3 separate regions of the Mus musculus genome follow, and all the other regions are linked to region 1. Evidence: chromatin loops called from intact Hi-C (ENCODE). Cell type or tissue: left cerebral cortex. All regions are shown on one strand. Region 1 overlaps Lin7a (lin-7 homolog A (C. elegans)). Region 2 holds the start of Lin7a (lin-7 homolog A (C. elegans)). Region 3 overlaps Ppfia2 (protein tyrosine phosphatase, receptor type, f polypeptide (PTPRF), interacting protein (liprin), alpha 2).

The links. Hi-C counts contacts between places; a loop is a spot of excess contacts. Peaks named below come from ENCODE experiments on the same cell type or tissue, not always from the same donor. Only the 100,000 strongest peaks of a DNase experiment are listed, where the experiment ranks them.
Region 2: it touches region 1 in a loop (6-fold over the local background); 12 of 42 quality-filtered maps call a loop at or near these places.
Region 3: it touches region 1 in a loop (16-fold over the local background); 20 of 42 quality-filtered maps call a loop at or near these places.

Annotation. Positions count from the first base shown.
Region 1 is chr10:107,387,645-107,392,644 of GRCm38, forward strand. The region is part of intron 4 of Lin7a (lin-7 homolog A (C. elegans)); the gene reads left to right. Among named protein-coding and RNA genes, the nearest start is that of Myf5, 96 kb to the right of the region's middle. In left cerebral cortex, a CTCF peak has its summit at 2,174 (motif pointing left); DNase peaks (open chromatin) are centred at 2,029 and 2,438; H3K27ac peaks cover 568 bases.
Region 2 is chr10:107,270,401-107,275,400 of GRCm38, forward strand. It overlaps Lin7a (lin-7 homolog A (C. elegans)), which reads left to right and starts at 1,431. Exons shown (of 6, transcript NM_001039354.1): 1 at 1,431-1,542. The coding sequence starts at 1,461. In left cerebral cortex, CTCF peaks have their summits at 2,551, 3,649 (motif pointing left) and 4,595 (motif pointing right); DNase peaks (open chromatin) are centred at 1,474, 1,979, 2,308, 2,347 and 3 more places; H3K4me3 peaks cover 2,908 bases; H3K27ac peaks cover 2,292 bases.
Region 3 is chr10:106,929,513-106,934,512 of GRCm38, forward strand. It overlaps Ppfia2 (protein tyrosine phosphatase, receptor type, f polypeptide (PTPRF), interacting protein (liprin), alpha 2), which reads left to right. Exons shown (of 32, transcript NM_001205341.1): 32 at 1,611-3,956. Acss3 (acyl-CoA synthetase short-chain family member 3) reads right to left here. Exons shown (of 16, transcript NM_001142804.2): 16 at 4,005-5,000. Among named protein-coding and RNA genes, the nearest start is that of Acss3, 190 kb to the right of the region's middle. In left cerebral cortex, a CTCF peak has its summit at 3,123 (motif pointing right); DNase peaks (open chromatin) are centred at 3,151 and 3,371; H3K4me3 peaks cover 323 bases.

The DNA of each region.
Region 1 (5,000 bases):
TGTATTTAGTCCCTTATAGTTTTTAAGCATATTTTCATATTATTTTCCCATCTGTTGCTCAATACAGTCTCAGAAAATGGGGAAGACATTTATGGGCGCATGCACACACACACGCACACACAAGTGATTGCACTCAGATAAACTCTGAGACCTACAATAAACACATGAAGTAAACTTCAATCTTTACTGTGATGTTATTTGATTATCAAGTGTAAAATGTGATGGTTTGAAAAATCAGTCCCACTTAAATCTGAATGAGCTCGTTGGCTACATCAGCATGAATTTCCTGGGGTTTATGTTATTTTATAGTCTTATAAGATGTCAGCGTGCTGCAAAGCTGGGTAAAAGGTACAAGAGAGGTCCCTATATATTTCCTTGCCCTTTTTTTATAAAGCTACAATTATTTTGTAATTTTTTAAAGGAGAAACTCCCAAACATTCATCCTCGATAGCCGACTAGTACTGTGGGGACAAGAGAAAGGTAGGAGCAAGGAAGCAAAGGACAGAAAGAAAGACCAAACAGAAGCATGAGAACCTCAGTCGTATGCCCTATTGAGAAGAGGTGTGTCTAGTTTCTGAAATCCAATCATCCTTCCAGAGCCCCCTGGCAGGACAACTGTAATAACATTTGCCTCTCTCCATAGTCAAACCTCAATCAAGTTGTTGGTGCACTGTATGCACATCGCTAATTACTTTTTGAGCATAACAGATGAATGAATAACGATGTGGGAAAGGAAGGGAAATAGTCATCTTGGTACCTGGCCTTTTTCCCATTTTATAAATGCCTATGCCAAGTTAAGGGTGAGAGTCGTAGCTCAAAGTAGCTAGGCAGAGCGCTGTCAGGTGTACTGTGAAGACTAATGAAGAATTAGACCTGTGGTTAAAGTTGTAGCTCAGTGCTGAAGTATTTGCCCAGTATGTTCAAGGCCCCCCGAGTTTGGTACCCAGCACACACACAAAAAAAAGTTATAGCTTCCCAACAAAGAAACTTAAAGTCAAATCGTATTCATTTGCTCTTTGCATAAACTTTCTAAAATAATCAAAGGGGGTTTTAATTCCTGTGAAATATATCACAAGATATTTCTGCAAGTTTAAGTCCTACAAAAAAAAAGCCTTTCACCATGGACAGCAATAATTTTTCTCTATTGCTTCATGTCCAGTCAAAGAACAGGCCCCCTACATAGTTCAGTGATGCTCCATAAATATTTTTTGGATGCCAGGCACCACGGTAAGGACGTTACATAATGAGTGGATTATTTTCCTCATAATGATGTTTTGTGGCCAGTGCTGTTAATATCATTTCCATTTTACAAATGAGGAAAATGGAGAACCCTAGCACCCTTTCCAAGCTCCTAACAACTATCGAATGGCAGAGCTGGAGGCTCTGACTCGGGCCACCTTTACCATTTAAAAGCAAATAAATATTCTAGTCATAAATAACGCGTGCATGTGATAGAAAAGGACGAAGACTTCTTAACCTTTACGGGCTTACACTTGCCGTGAGGAGAAGGTGAAGTGTTCTCATTGCTACTCTTGACCTTTCGAAAGTTTAGAGCCACAAGAAAGGTCGTAATATTTTGAAAGAGAAGTGCCCTTTCATTTAAATGTCTCGGAGTACTGAGGAGTGAGGAACAAACATTCAGCCTGATTGTGTCTAAAATTGTATCATACCTTCCTGGTCCATCACTGCACCTTTTTTTTTTAACTGGGTACCTCAGTGAAGCTTGAACAGCCTTCCCTCAGGAAGGTGAGCAACCACTGCAAACCCATCTGAGTCTTAGAAGGGTTGGCCATTGGCTTGGGGCACTTGGACCCTCTGTTCCCCTATGGGCTCAGTGTGAGCATCCCCAACTTAGTTCTTGGATTTCAGGTCTGGAATAAAGCTATTCTCACATCCTCTCTCTGCATGTGAGCCATTTGCAGGTTGCTAACCACTCTTGACAGCCAAGCGTGGGAGATTGCTTGGGCTAGAATTAAACAGGAGAGCAAACTGGAATCTCAGTTATGTGTGGAATATTTCTGTTCTCGGGGATGACATCATGGGATCGCTCCCATTGGTGAAGGAGCCAAGAGATGTGCAGTTCTGCCTTATGGCAGTCACCTTCTGAATGACACAGCCATAGCTAGGCTTGCGACCTGGAGCTGGCCTTACACTGCCCCCATCTGTCCAAGTCACCTCATGACAGAGATCTTCAGTTTATAAAAACAGAAGGAAATACTGTACCATCATGCTACAAATGGCTGTATGGGTCACAGGCTAGACGTGGGTTTGATTATTCGATTTAGTGCCTGGTGTAGTCCTTTCCATAGTTGTTTCTACCATTTACTGTTTGGGTTTGTCCTCACTAATGTTCCCTAAACAGTGCTTTTCACCCATTCAGTTATTTGTAGAGCAAATATTATGTACCAGCTGCCAAACTAAATCCTGCATACAGATCAGTGAGCAAACCAAACGTCTTGCAGCTCCCTGTAACTTTGTCTAACAGATTGTAAGAAGGCAGTGTTGATGATAGCAAATATAGTGCATACAAACGTATATGTAAGTAACCATGATGAGCTACGTCAGTATTTTCTCAACCTAAGGAAAGTTGCCCCAAAGATTCTGTCCAGCTCCACATTGGTTAGAATGATCTGATTTTCCCTTTAGGAGGGTATTACAATTATATATGTATTCCTTAGAGCACCTGTAACAAATGGCCACATACTTGGTGGTTTAAATGACAGGAATTGACTCTATTGTCACAGTTCTGAGAGCCAGAAGTCCCAAATAATTTTTGCTGACCCCAAGCCAACCAGCCAACAGATCTGTGCCCCACCTGATCTCAAGGAAATAATCTGATTCTTGGCTTTTCCAGTCTTTGTGGGCTGTCTGTGTTCTTCCAATTGTAGCTTACCCATTCCGGTCTTCTTCTCTGTGGTAACATTGCCTCCTTTCCTATACCAAATCCCCCTCTACTTCCACAGTAATGGGACACTTAATGACTGCAGTTGGCAACCACTGAGATAATATGGCACAATCTCAAGATTAATTTTCTCAAGATCTTGAACATTTGTAGTTTTCTAAGATGGTATGTTTTCTGTTCTTATCTATTCTTCTCTGTTTCATGTAAACATCACAAACCCAGAAATGCCTTCCCCGGCTAAGAATTGAGACCAGTTTTCTACGATCCATGGCAACATTGGTTTTCCCATTCTCAGGCAGCATGTATGCCTTCTTTTCCACTATTCCCTGGGCAAGTTCTCACTTTCCTTCCCAGTTCGAGTCCTCTGCTATTTTTTCTTCTTGCAGTAGGCACCATCCAATGATAACCATAAGTCTCTCTTCCACTTTATGGTTGCAATGTGATATGGAATATGTATTTGAAAAGATGAAGCTCTTATTTGACTGTGTAGTTGAATGCTTTAGGTATTTGGGGTCCTTTGTCCTTCCTAGGCACCGGGTGATAGCATGTGAAGAACCCAAGGTGATACTTAAGGGTGTAGCACGGCATCATCATCAAACCCTGACTGATGTAGAGGAAAGGAAAACAAAAGAAAACAACCAAAGCGCTCTGAGACATAACAATGAAAGCTGCTTTCAACACTTTAGGAATGACCTGTTTAATAACATGTAGGCTATGATTAGGGACTTAATGAACACATAATTTATTACTGGAGTATGGGGAGAGATTAAATGACATTACCAAGGTAAGAAAGCACATGCTCCCCAGATTTTTTTCCCATGTAACTCAAAGGAGATCAGGATGACGTAGACACAGTCTGTGAACTAAAATAAGGCAGAAAGACTGATCAAGATCCAACCACCAGACCCTTACCAGCTGTACGCCAAAGCTTTCGTTTTGTTTTTGACAGAACAAGAATCTCAACTCGGTATATCGACTCTGAAGTTCTGTGATGTGCTAAGAGTTTCTGGTAGTTCCTGAAGCTGTTCACTACGAAATTAGTTCCATTAGTTTTTATCTCTATTCAATTTTTTCTTAATAAAAATTCTTCCTATGCATCATTAAATCACTTGACAAGAAGCTAATATCTGATAGTTGCAGTGTAACACTAATTTTTGTTGTTACAAATAATGGAAATTACATGGCTTTTTTTATACTTAACTCGTATCTTCAATGTTTTTGAAAGGACTGGTTGACTTTTTAAAGATATTTATTATTTATTTATTTATTTATTTATTTAACACTCCAGGTTTTATTCCTGTCCCCCAGTATACCCTCTGACTGTTCCACATCCCATACCTCCTCCCCACCCCCTGTCTCCACGAGGATGTCCCCAATACCCACCACCCACCCAACCAGACCTCCCCACTCCCTGGGGCCTCCAGTCCCTTGAGGGTTAGGTTGATCTTCTCTGACTGAACCCAGACCCAGCAGTCCTCTGCTGTATGTGTGTTAACCTTTTATTAAAGGTCCTTAAAGTCTCTTGGAAGTTTTAGAATATTCCAGCCGCAGTAAAATCATTTATATTCTGACTCTGATTTATTGCCCATAAAGCGAAAGTAGCAACACCTTTTAGGTAAAAGTAATCTTCAGGTTAAGTGAGAGACAATATATTAGTCTGGCATTATGCTGGATACCTTTGATATACCCAGTGACTGCTCCTGTCTTAGAATTTTGTCTTTATAAGGAGTTAATTTCTAGCCCAGTTTAAATCCTTCATTATTCATTTTGTCTGACAGGAAACAATAAAAATAGCTCATCAAAAGCAATTGGATAGTAGTTACTGGTCAGGTTATCAGAAAGTCACTAGAATGTCCTGTGACTGTATACCTTCAGGACCAATGTAACAATAGTGCCCTATGTTTCTCTGCTGATGACAATCAAGATAAAAAAAAGCATTGAAAGTATATGCCATAATGCCTCTCCAAAGACAGCATCCCTGCTGTTATTAAATTATACAGGAACCTTCTCACCAAGATCCCAGATAAGTTCGTCCATGTTTCCTATCATAACGAAGTCTTGATTTGTAGATGTAAGCATTGTAAACACAATAATGATC
Region 2 (5,000 bases), 120 kb before region 1:
CTTTTCAATTGAGTAAAGCTGGTCCCTCATTTGACGGATGAAGAAACTGCGGATGCACAAGGGACTGCAAGTTTGTCAGATCCTGGGAGCTGTGAAAAGTTGAATTTCATGGTTAAAGTTCTTAAACTTAAAACTCTTAGAAGATGACTACATTGAAAGACTACGTTCAGCATGTATCCAATGATCTGTTGCATAGTTAGATGGTCAGTCATCTTTGACTTTTCAATTCCTGCTGAATTTCTGAGCTTTCTCACCTCTTAGTCTCATTAGAAGAACGTAGCATTTGGTCATACGCAAATACTCTGCAACCCAGTGGGTCTACCTCTGAGGGTCTCTGGGTCACAAGGATGATTTAGCTGTCACAGGGAGGGCAGCATCGCCATCTCAGCTCTGTGTCCACCAATCTCGGTAAAGCCCAGAGGATCTTTCTCCATGTTTCTTCATGGTTTGATAAGGAAATGAGGCTTGGTGAACATTTAGTGAAAGTTGGGATTAAGGCTCATAGTCAGTATTTGAAGGCTCCAGGAACTGAACTGTGATCTACTGACTCAGAAATAAGGCCTTTCACATTATCTACCTGTAATTCGGAGGATGCAGAGAAAGAAAACAAAAGTGAATCCCCAGGTTAAGATGTAGCAAATGGCACCAAACATCCGTGGCTCAACTCTTGTCATGCATGCTAATTAATAAATAGCACCTCTGAATACAAGTTTCTTCCAGATTAACAGGAGAGGGTCCCTGATAAATACTGTTCACTGACAGCAACTCGTTTTTTATTTCAGAACCTTTTAAGGAAGTTTGCTTGTAAAGGCAAGTCATTTTCCTAGGCAATGTACCCAGGTCCTAAACGAACACTGACTTAACAGAACCCTGCCTGGCCCTCAGTCGGTTACCTTGTGCTGTTGAGAGTGGACGTTCTAAACAAAAAGCTTCAACAGAAATTAACAGCAACTACAATGATATAGCAACATCTCCCACGGCTAGTGGCGTTTCCTCTGGAAAGGGATGTGGAAAGGGAGGTTGAAATTTTTTCTTAATCTGAAAAGAATTCTGTCCCCCCACCTCTCTACCCCTGTCTGTCTCTCTCCCGTTTCTGAGTCCTCTTCTTCTGGGTTCGAGTGCATTCTGACCATTATGCTTAGGTGGAAAGTTGAAAGACAGCAAACCTGCTACAGCCACCCAGAGCTACTGACGGGTGGGCGAGCAAAGTTCTAGGGCTGAGCGTTCCTTTCTCAGCTCCTTGGCCAGGCAGGCGCTCGCGGCTACCTGCCCTGCTTGGCGCCGCACTGAAGATTCGCCGCGGCGGAACAGTTGAGTCTCCATCTGGCTACCAACCCACCCGAGCTTTCTTCTCCTCCATCACCACCTTCCTGCCTCCCCCTCCTCCCCCTCCTTTCCGTCTTCCCTCTCCACCCCCGCCCCCAATCTCCTCCTCTTTTTCTCACTACAAGCGGTTGCTGATGCTGAAGCCGAGCGTCACTTCGGCTCCCACGGCAGACATGGCGACATTGACAGTGGTCCAGCCGCTTACTCTGGACAGAGGTAAGGGAGCGGCTGGTCCGTCAGGCCACACAGTCCGCACCGCTTCGCCCTCCGCCCTGCCCAGTCCCACAGGGAAGGCAGGATGCGCTCGGGCAGGGGCAGCTGGGGGAGGAGGATCAGCCCAGGAGGGTTTCGCGCCCGGAGCAGGACACTTTCTTCCCCTCTCTCCTCTCCTGGTCCCCGCTGCCCCTTCTTGCTGCGCTCTCCGGGGCGTAGGTGCTTGCCAGGGCTCGAATGTTTCAGCTGACAGTCTCGGTCCCTCGCCGGGTCGCCTCCGGGCCCCGGCTTTGTTGGAGAGGATGCGCCGGGACCGCTGAGCGCTGGTGACTGGAGGTTGAAGAGGGGCAGAGAAAGCTCTCCCAGCCAGAGCTTGCTAAGGGACCAGTGGGGAAGCTAGCTGCCAACTGCCGGCGCGGGGACCCGAAGGGAGGAAGTTTGTCCCCGCGCTGGAGATGAGGGGTCTGTGCAGCTGTTGTGACTGGGAGATCGCCCCAGGGCGGCAGGGCGCTTGGCTGGGAAGCTGGGTGCAAAGCCGCGGGACTGCCTGGCTAGGGCGCTGCCCTCGGGCGAAAGGGCAGAGCAGAGCTCGGGCAACCTTCGCTGGCTCAGGGACACCGCATCCGGAGCCGAGCCGGCTTGGCTCCAGCTTCCCGCTCGGAGCTGCGGCTCTGGTCTTGGTACTCCCTCAGCCTGCAGTTCCAGGGAGGTAGCAACTCCTGTCTCCTGCTCCAGCAAACCTTGTTCTTCACCAGTCAAGTGTACCTCAGTGCCTGGGCTGCAGAAGGCGCGGAGACAAAGCGCAGGCTGGGTAACTGTTTAACTTCTAGCCTGTGACCTGTGCGTCCTACTCTTTGGCTGAAACGGAAAGAGCTTTTGCTCAAACCTTTCCAAACCTTTCCAAACCTTTCTCTAGGATCGGGCCCTGCTGAGTGCACCCGAGTAGTACCTGGCGGTGGATGGGAGTTTCCTTTCTGCCTCACCAGGTCCAGTTAGTTATTAGGGCTCCAGAGTCCCCAGCTCTGCAGAGAGAGGGCACCTCTAGCTCTGGGTCCGCAGCGGCGGGGCTTAGGACCCGGTGCAGTCATTTGAAAATGCTGTGCTCAGAAGAAAATGATTTAGTCCTTGTCCCTCTAAAATTTCTCTTTCTGGAGGATTAAACTAGCGGCCCAGCAAAGCAAAAAGAGCATCGTACAGCGAGCACAGTGGCAAAGCTGGTAAACTGTATTTGAGGTTCTTAATGTGGAGAGATCTCTGGTGACTTTAACTCAATCTGTTGGTGCCAGAACGGATATTATGCGGTGCCCATAGCAACCTTACTTAGGGTAAGAGTTGAAAAATAATTGATTTTTATGTTGGGAAATGTTCGTTTACAGATTAATAAGAGTAAAGAGCTCAGAAGTCCGTCGTATAATCTATGATTTTAGTCCCAATATCATCTGTACTAAGCAGGATAAATCCATTGCTGGTAAGAGCCAAACAGATGGCAGGCTATTAAAAACGATGGGTTTCCCAAGTTATTTCTGTTTTAATGTGATGAGCTCTTCTATTGTCCCATTACTGAATTACAGTCATTAAACACCCCAAGTTTAACTATATTAAACAACCCAAGTTCTAACTATGTTAGATGCAAACACTCCAAGAAGACAACATACTCAAGCAAATTTACATCCCACCACTACTATTAGCAATGCAACTAGTCCACTTTGGGGAAGTTTATCTTAGCCCTTGGACACCCCAGTCAGCTATCTAGAGAAGACCAAGATTTAAAGTGTGTTCTTGTTTATATTCAGAGGGTACCTGTCCTTCTGTGATTAGATCTGTAGAGTAAGTAACAAAGGAAGCCCAGTCAGGTTATCTATGGGAACATCTGAATTATTGAACCACTGGCTTTAAGTGCTCTGTGTGTAAGAAGTCCGTGAAGTTATCTTCCCTCTAATTCACTATGATAGTACACCAAGTTAAGTAATTTTATTAGGTTGATGGAATATGTGATTCTAAGCTTTGTCCTGGTTTGGTTGGGCATTAGGACATGAAGGTCTGATAATTGTGAAGATGTGCAGTGTTAGCAGCCTGTAATTCGGTTAACCCAACTTAGGGCTCAGCGTTTGGCCACCTACTGGCGATTTTGGGTCACTCCAAGTTTCCAGAGTGCCATTTGATACGTTGGTGGCCCATGTTATACACTCTAAATTTGCTCACTCAAAAGCTTTTGGCTCCATCAAAGCCTTTATAATTTACAATCCTTCTTTCCTTTAGTCTCCCCCAATGTGTAAAGCTCCTTGAGGGACGAAGCCATTTCTTAACCCATCTTTGAATTTCTCATCATCCCTGACTTGTGATGGAGTATAAAGTCAATGTAGACTAGTGATAGTGAACTGAAGCTGGAGTAAATGGAGAACTGTTTGTTATACAGATTTCATACGGAACTGGGGTACAGTTATGAGGTTATGGCCCTGCAGAGCTAGCAAGGATGCTAGAAAGGAGCACGTAAGGCGGTGGCTATGAACCGTTCCCAGATTCACTTGGTGGATCTCTACCAGCCACACCTGTTTAGCAAGACTGGGTTTCTTTATGTAGTCCTTGCTGTCCTGGGACTTGCTTTGTAGACCAGGCTGGCCTTGAACTCAGAGATCTGCCTGCCTTTGCCTCCTGAGTGCTGGGATTAAAGGGAATGTGGCATCTCGGGCCTAAGGAGGATTGTAACTAGTGGGCAACAGGAAAGAAGGAAATGGGATTTGTGTCAGGAACTACCAAGTGCATCTTCTGCAATCAGAGGAGGTATGGTTAGGACTCCTGGTTCTTTTCTAGGATTTTCATTTACAGAAAAGAAACATTAATATTCTTAAGGCTATGCTACCTCTAAGTAGGCGATTTGGTTCTCAATTGGTGTCCTTTGGAATCAAGGATGTAGAGTCCATTTGGACAGTATCACAGCTGGGGGGGGGTGTCAATATGAACATCATAGTATCCATAGGAGTAGAAAAAAAAATCCATATATATGCCATAGAGTGTGTCAAATGGAACTCCAGAAGCTTGCAGTGACCTAAAGTCTCCAGTAGGTGGCCGAACGATGAGACCCAAGTCAGAACACCTGAATTTCAGACTGTTAAAGCTGCACAGCTTCACAATTATCAGACCCAAATTCCTTTTTTTAAAAAAAAATATTTTTATTAGGTATTTTCCTCATTTACATTTCCAATGCTATCCCAAAAGTCCCCCATACCCTCCCCCCCACTCCCCTACCTACCCACTCCCACTTTTTGGTCCTGGCGTTCCCCTCTACTGGGGCATATAAAGTTTGCATGACCAATGGGCCTCTCTTTCCAGTGATGGCCGACTAGGTCATCTTTTGATACATATGCAGCTAGAGACAAGAGCTCCTGGGTACTGGTTAGTTCATATTGTTGTTCCACCTATAGGGTTGCAGTTCCCTTTAGCTCCTTGGGTACTTTCTCTAG
Region 3 (5,000 bases), 460 kb before region 1:
AGTCAAAAGAGAGCACTAGAAATTTGTGCAAGTTCACAGACAAATAGTGCAAGAAACAGGAAATTAGATGTGGATTAATATTAACAACAAAGTTGAATATAAAATTATACAAATCACAACATCTTATTTCCTATCACTATGATTTATATTTGCTGAAATCAAGTATAAATTTTAAGAACCTGGGAAGTATAATATAGAAAAAATTATAAGAATTAGGAGTAGAAATAGCATGAAACTTCATTATACACATATAAGATATAATATTTATGAGAAAATGCTAATCGGTGGGAAATATTGCTATATCAATACAACATGAAATTTTATAGTAAATATTCCATATATGTAAAACTGGTTTCCTAGATTTATAAACTTTAAATGGGTGAAAAATATATTAACCTAAATTTTGGATATACCAAACTATTCTATCATATTCAATGAGCTGATATTTGAAAGAAAATAGTTTTCAACTCTATTGTGCCCAGAGATGGGAGAAGGAAAGGGTAGAGCAGCAGTCTGCCTGTGCTTTTTACTATGAGTAAACAGCCTTGGATCAACATCGATGTACAACACATCATGGCTCTTGGGAGACGAACAAAGAGGCTGACATGCTGCCTTCCGTGGGTCACTAATTAAGAAAGCAGAAAACAAAAAAAAAGCACTCAGACAAATACTTTAATTTCTCAAAATGGTACAATGAGACAAACATTTTGTGATACAAAATTTGGTCTCATTAGTCATGGCCTGCAATATATAATCATTTAGCTAAAATAAGAGACTTTTCATAACACTGTTTATAACATCCAACACATAGCATAATAATTTTCTCAGAAACTTAATAATTTACTAGCTCATAAATGACTAATATGTTCAGTAGTGCTTGCTGCTTAGCTCTAGACTCATGAGTAGAATTTATCTTGAACTATTTGCAATTTTTTTCCTGCATGTTATTCTAGTTCATATTTTTTTTAGTTTTAACCACTAAAAGGAATAAAAATATTAACAAGATAATAAAAGACAATATTTATTTTATTTTAGTGAGAAATTAAAATGGTCATTATGAAAAGTAAGCCTAAGTATACTTTATATTAGTCTGTTGTGTCAGTAATAGTAATGTGAGATTTGTTTCTATGTGATGTCATGGCTGGAATCTATAGTGTAATACATACTGCTCATACAGAGACATCAAATATGCTGTTTTATGTTCTATAATGATCAAAGAAAAGCATCATTTTTTAAAACTCTAAAATATATGAACTAGAATATAAATCTATCCTATGGAATATGCCAACTCCACCCAATTTAAAAATTAGCAACCTAAAGAAACTTGAGAAGGCATGCTGACATTTTATACCACTTATAGTACACCCATATTTTCCCTGAAGTTGAATAAGGTCTACTTCATGCTCCTGAAAATATAAATAAGTAAATAAGTAAGTGGAGACTAGTAAATGTCACACCATCTACTCTAAGTTACATCCTCCATACCGTTCCTTGTGCTGGGGTTCTAGGACAGGCCTATACAAGCTGCATGGAGATATCTGCCAGTGCAAAGGTGTGGGGTCTATTGGCTGGGAGTTGACAGTGAGCTCATGCTGTATGTCCCCTTTCAGATGTCATCTTTTCAGTCTACACGACCTAAAGTGCACTACCACCTAGGAAGACAAATGGAGAAGCCTTTGTGAAGACTGAATCCTAAGGGAATAATATAAGTAACGGTTTACCAAACATTAAATATGTGACTCTGGGGGGAGTTGGGTATTGAGTCTGATTAGTTTACTATGATTGTAATAAAAATGCTTAAGTTATCTGATATAAGAGCATCATCTACGTCATAACTTCCGTACGTCTGATGCCTTTATGAGATGGAACCACTTGTTTTTCTTCATGTTGTAATATAATAGGCATTTATGTATTGCTGTGTACCATTTCTTTTTAAATGTGTAAGTCTTCTGTAAATGGATATAAATATGATTTTTTAAAAAAATAAAATATATGGTTCATGGAGTCTCGAGTGCAAACTGAACAATTCCAAGTACTGTTTGTATTTTACCATTTCACCATTTATACGGTTTTTTGAATTGTAATGGTCAATCAATATGTTCCTTAGAAGTGTGTTTCATGCTTCGACATGCTTCTCCTTCAAGTCTGTCAAACCTTAAAGCTGAACACCTGCCTCTGATCATGTGATTAAACCTGGAGCCCAAAATGACCTTTAAAGGCCATCAGGGATGTGACACCCTCTCTCTCTCCTTACAGAAGCACTGTGATGGCTCAACCTGTTTCAAAAGAAAACAAAGCCAAACTGTTTACAAGAGTCAAATGCAATGATTTTAACAATTTATATTATGAAAACCATTACCTAATTTTGTTGCCTGTGGACCAAGAAACACACACACACACAAACACACATGCATATACACACACTTTACTAAAAACTACATGTTCATTCAAATAGCCAACACTGGACAGTGAATGTCAACCATTGTAGAGTCTGAGTTCCATTTCCACTGGGGTGTGGGGTGGAGGGGCAGAACCCCATAACCTACCCCCATTTTAAAAATCACTGTTAACAGGGCATTAGCCAGACTCAAGTCTGTTATTACGAGCCTTTAGCTGAAATAACCATTTTTTTGTGACTTCCCTGAATTCACTTTCATCAGAGGAAATAAAGACAGAATGATTAACATATATAGTGTATAAAAAGTAAAGATGAGTAATCTCTTCCTTGTGGCTTTATTCGGTGGTGTCACTGCTGTTTATTCTTTATTGATATGGGAGATTTCAAAGTGGAACCTATTTAATAATACCATTGATCTGTTTCCCTGCTGCTTGGTCTTAATGCAAGACCCGTCATTAGTAAATTATTATTAATTTTTTGTATTTCAATTCGTTGTATTTGCACGTACATTTGTTTCGATGTCTATTTTTGTTGAACAGATTCAATCAAACGGTAATGGTAACAGAAAACCTCTCCATTATCAATAAAACAACAACAACAACAACAAATGCCTCCAGTTTCCTGCTTAAGCTTTGTTTTCTAGTAGCCTGACATTTAACGATTTATTTCGATTACCAAGAAAATCATTCAACGATTTCAAATGCGATTCTATTCAAAATTGAGTCTGCCACTAGAGGGAGGTCTAAACCAGCTGATAGAGGTGGCTTGGCTTTTTTTTTTTTTTTTTTTTTAATGTTGCTTGAGTAAAGACAATGTGAAAGAACATTGAAACTCTCGATTCATCAAAATGAAATAGATAAGAGAAACTCTGATACCTGCATGGCAGAAAGATTTATACTCGTATTTAGATACCTGTGTGACAAACAGTTGTGCATAGCTGTAGTGCAACCCTTGTGATAATTAACTTACAAGGAAGAACATTTTATTTTGTCCCAGCGCATTTGATGTTCCGTCTCAAGAACCGGCAGTCTGCAGGCTTTGGGGTCGAGTGGCGTGGTCGGAAGCCTGTACCAGAGGAAACTGTTCACTTCCTTGACAGGAGACATGGAGCCCGGTGCTGCTGCTGCTCAGCTCGGGACACATAAGAGGGCACATTTCTGTGACCTGAACACTTAGCATCAGCATTATCCTGGCCACGCATTCAGCACAGAAGCTTTTGGGGGAATAATCAATATCCAATTAGGTAAACCACTCACACTGTCACCTAAAGCAGTCTCGTCTTTTTAGAAATCACCTACAAAATACTGATCATCTGTCATAGACCCCGATAGTGTGATACAAAGTATCAAATTACTTTCCTTGAGAATTATGTAAAATATTGCTTAATGTATAAGAAAATTGTAGTCAGCTATATTTCTGGGTGTTTTGGTTTTGGTTTTCCCCTTTAGCCATCAATGTTAGGAATTCAAACATGTTAGAATATCAGATCGGACCCTTTCAAACACAACTTTATATAAGTAAAACAACCTTTTGGCGAATAAAACAAGTTTCACTTTTAGCTAGTTAGTGTATTTTTTATGGGGAAAAATAAATTGTCGCACTCTTTAAATATTAAAGGTACTTTTATTTTCATTTTTGCAGGTGTCTTACAAATTTAAAAATTTCATAAAGTACAAGATCACAGGGACACCATCAAGGTGAATTTAAGTGTGGTCACATTTCTTGGATTGTATCATTGCGATCAAAGACACATTCAATTCAAAATATTTTAGATGTGATTTGACAAACAAGACAAAACAGAAACCTCATGGGGAGATTTTAAAATAGAAAGTTCTTTAATTTTCTCCCAATGTTTTAAGCAGTCTGATGACTTCATTTTAGCACCACAGCCGTGATAACTGCCTCTATCTGCAGGAGAGATGGCTTTCCTCATTGAAACATAAGAAAAACAGCTCCTTCCCAGGTGTGAGAAACTGTGTTTTTTTGTTTATTCATTTGTTTTGTCAGTTTTATTAATTTATTTTTATAGATTCTCTCTACGGGAAAATAACCCATGCTTACTTGCTGATGTATCCCCTCAGATCTGGGAAAGAGGAAAATCTACATATGATCCAAAGATGAAAACTTTACTCAATTCTTAGATCTGCCTGAGTTTATAATGGGCAAATACGAAAATGACAAACTTAAAGTACCTGGTTCATGTCGAGAAAGTAATGATCTGTATTTTCATGCTAACATATTAAAAATTATTGATTTGTAATCCCCACAGTTGTGAAAATGGATAAAATGTATATATACAATTAATAATTCAAGAAACTCAAGAGCTTCAAGTTACAAAATGTCAGTTGGTTAAATTCGGAATACCAAAATAATTAAAGATGATAACAAACTGTTTTTAATATTACCAATAAAGAAAGTAGTTTAATTAATAAAACTTCCCTTTGAGAAGCCATTCATTATCCACTCTGCAGCCCAAAGTTGCCTAAAAATGAGTCTTTATAATATATATGACAAGTAATAATATTTATGACAAGTAAGTTGCCATCTGTTAGTTCTCACCTATATTTCTTGTATTTGGATTTATCTGTTAGGACACAGACCA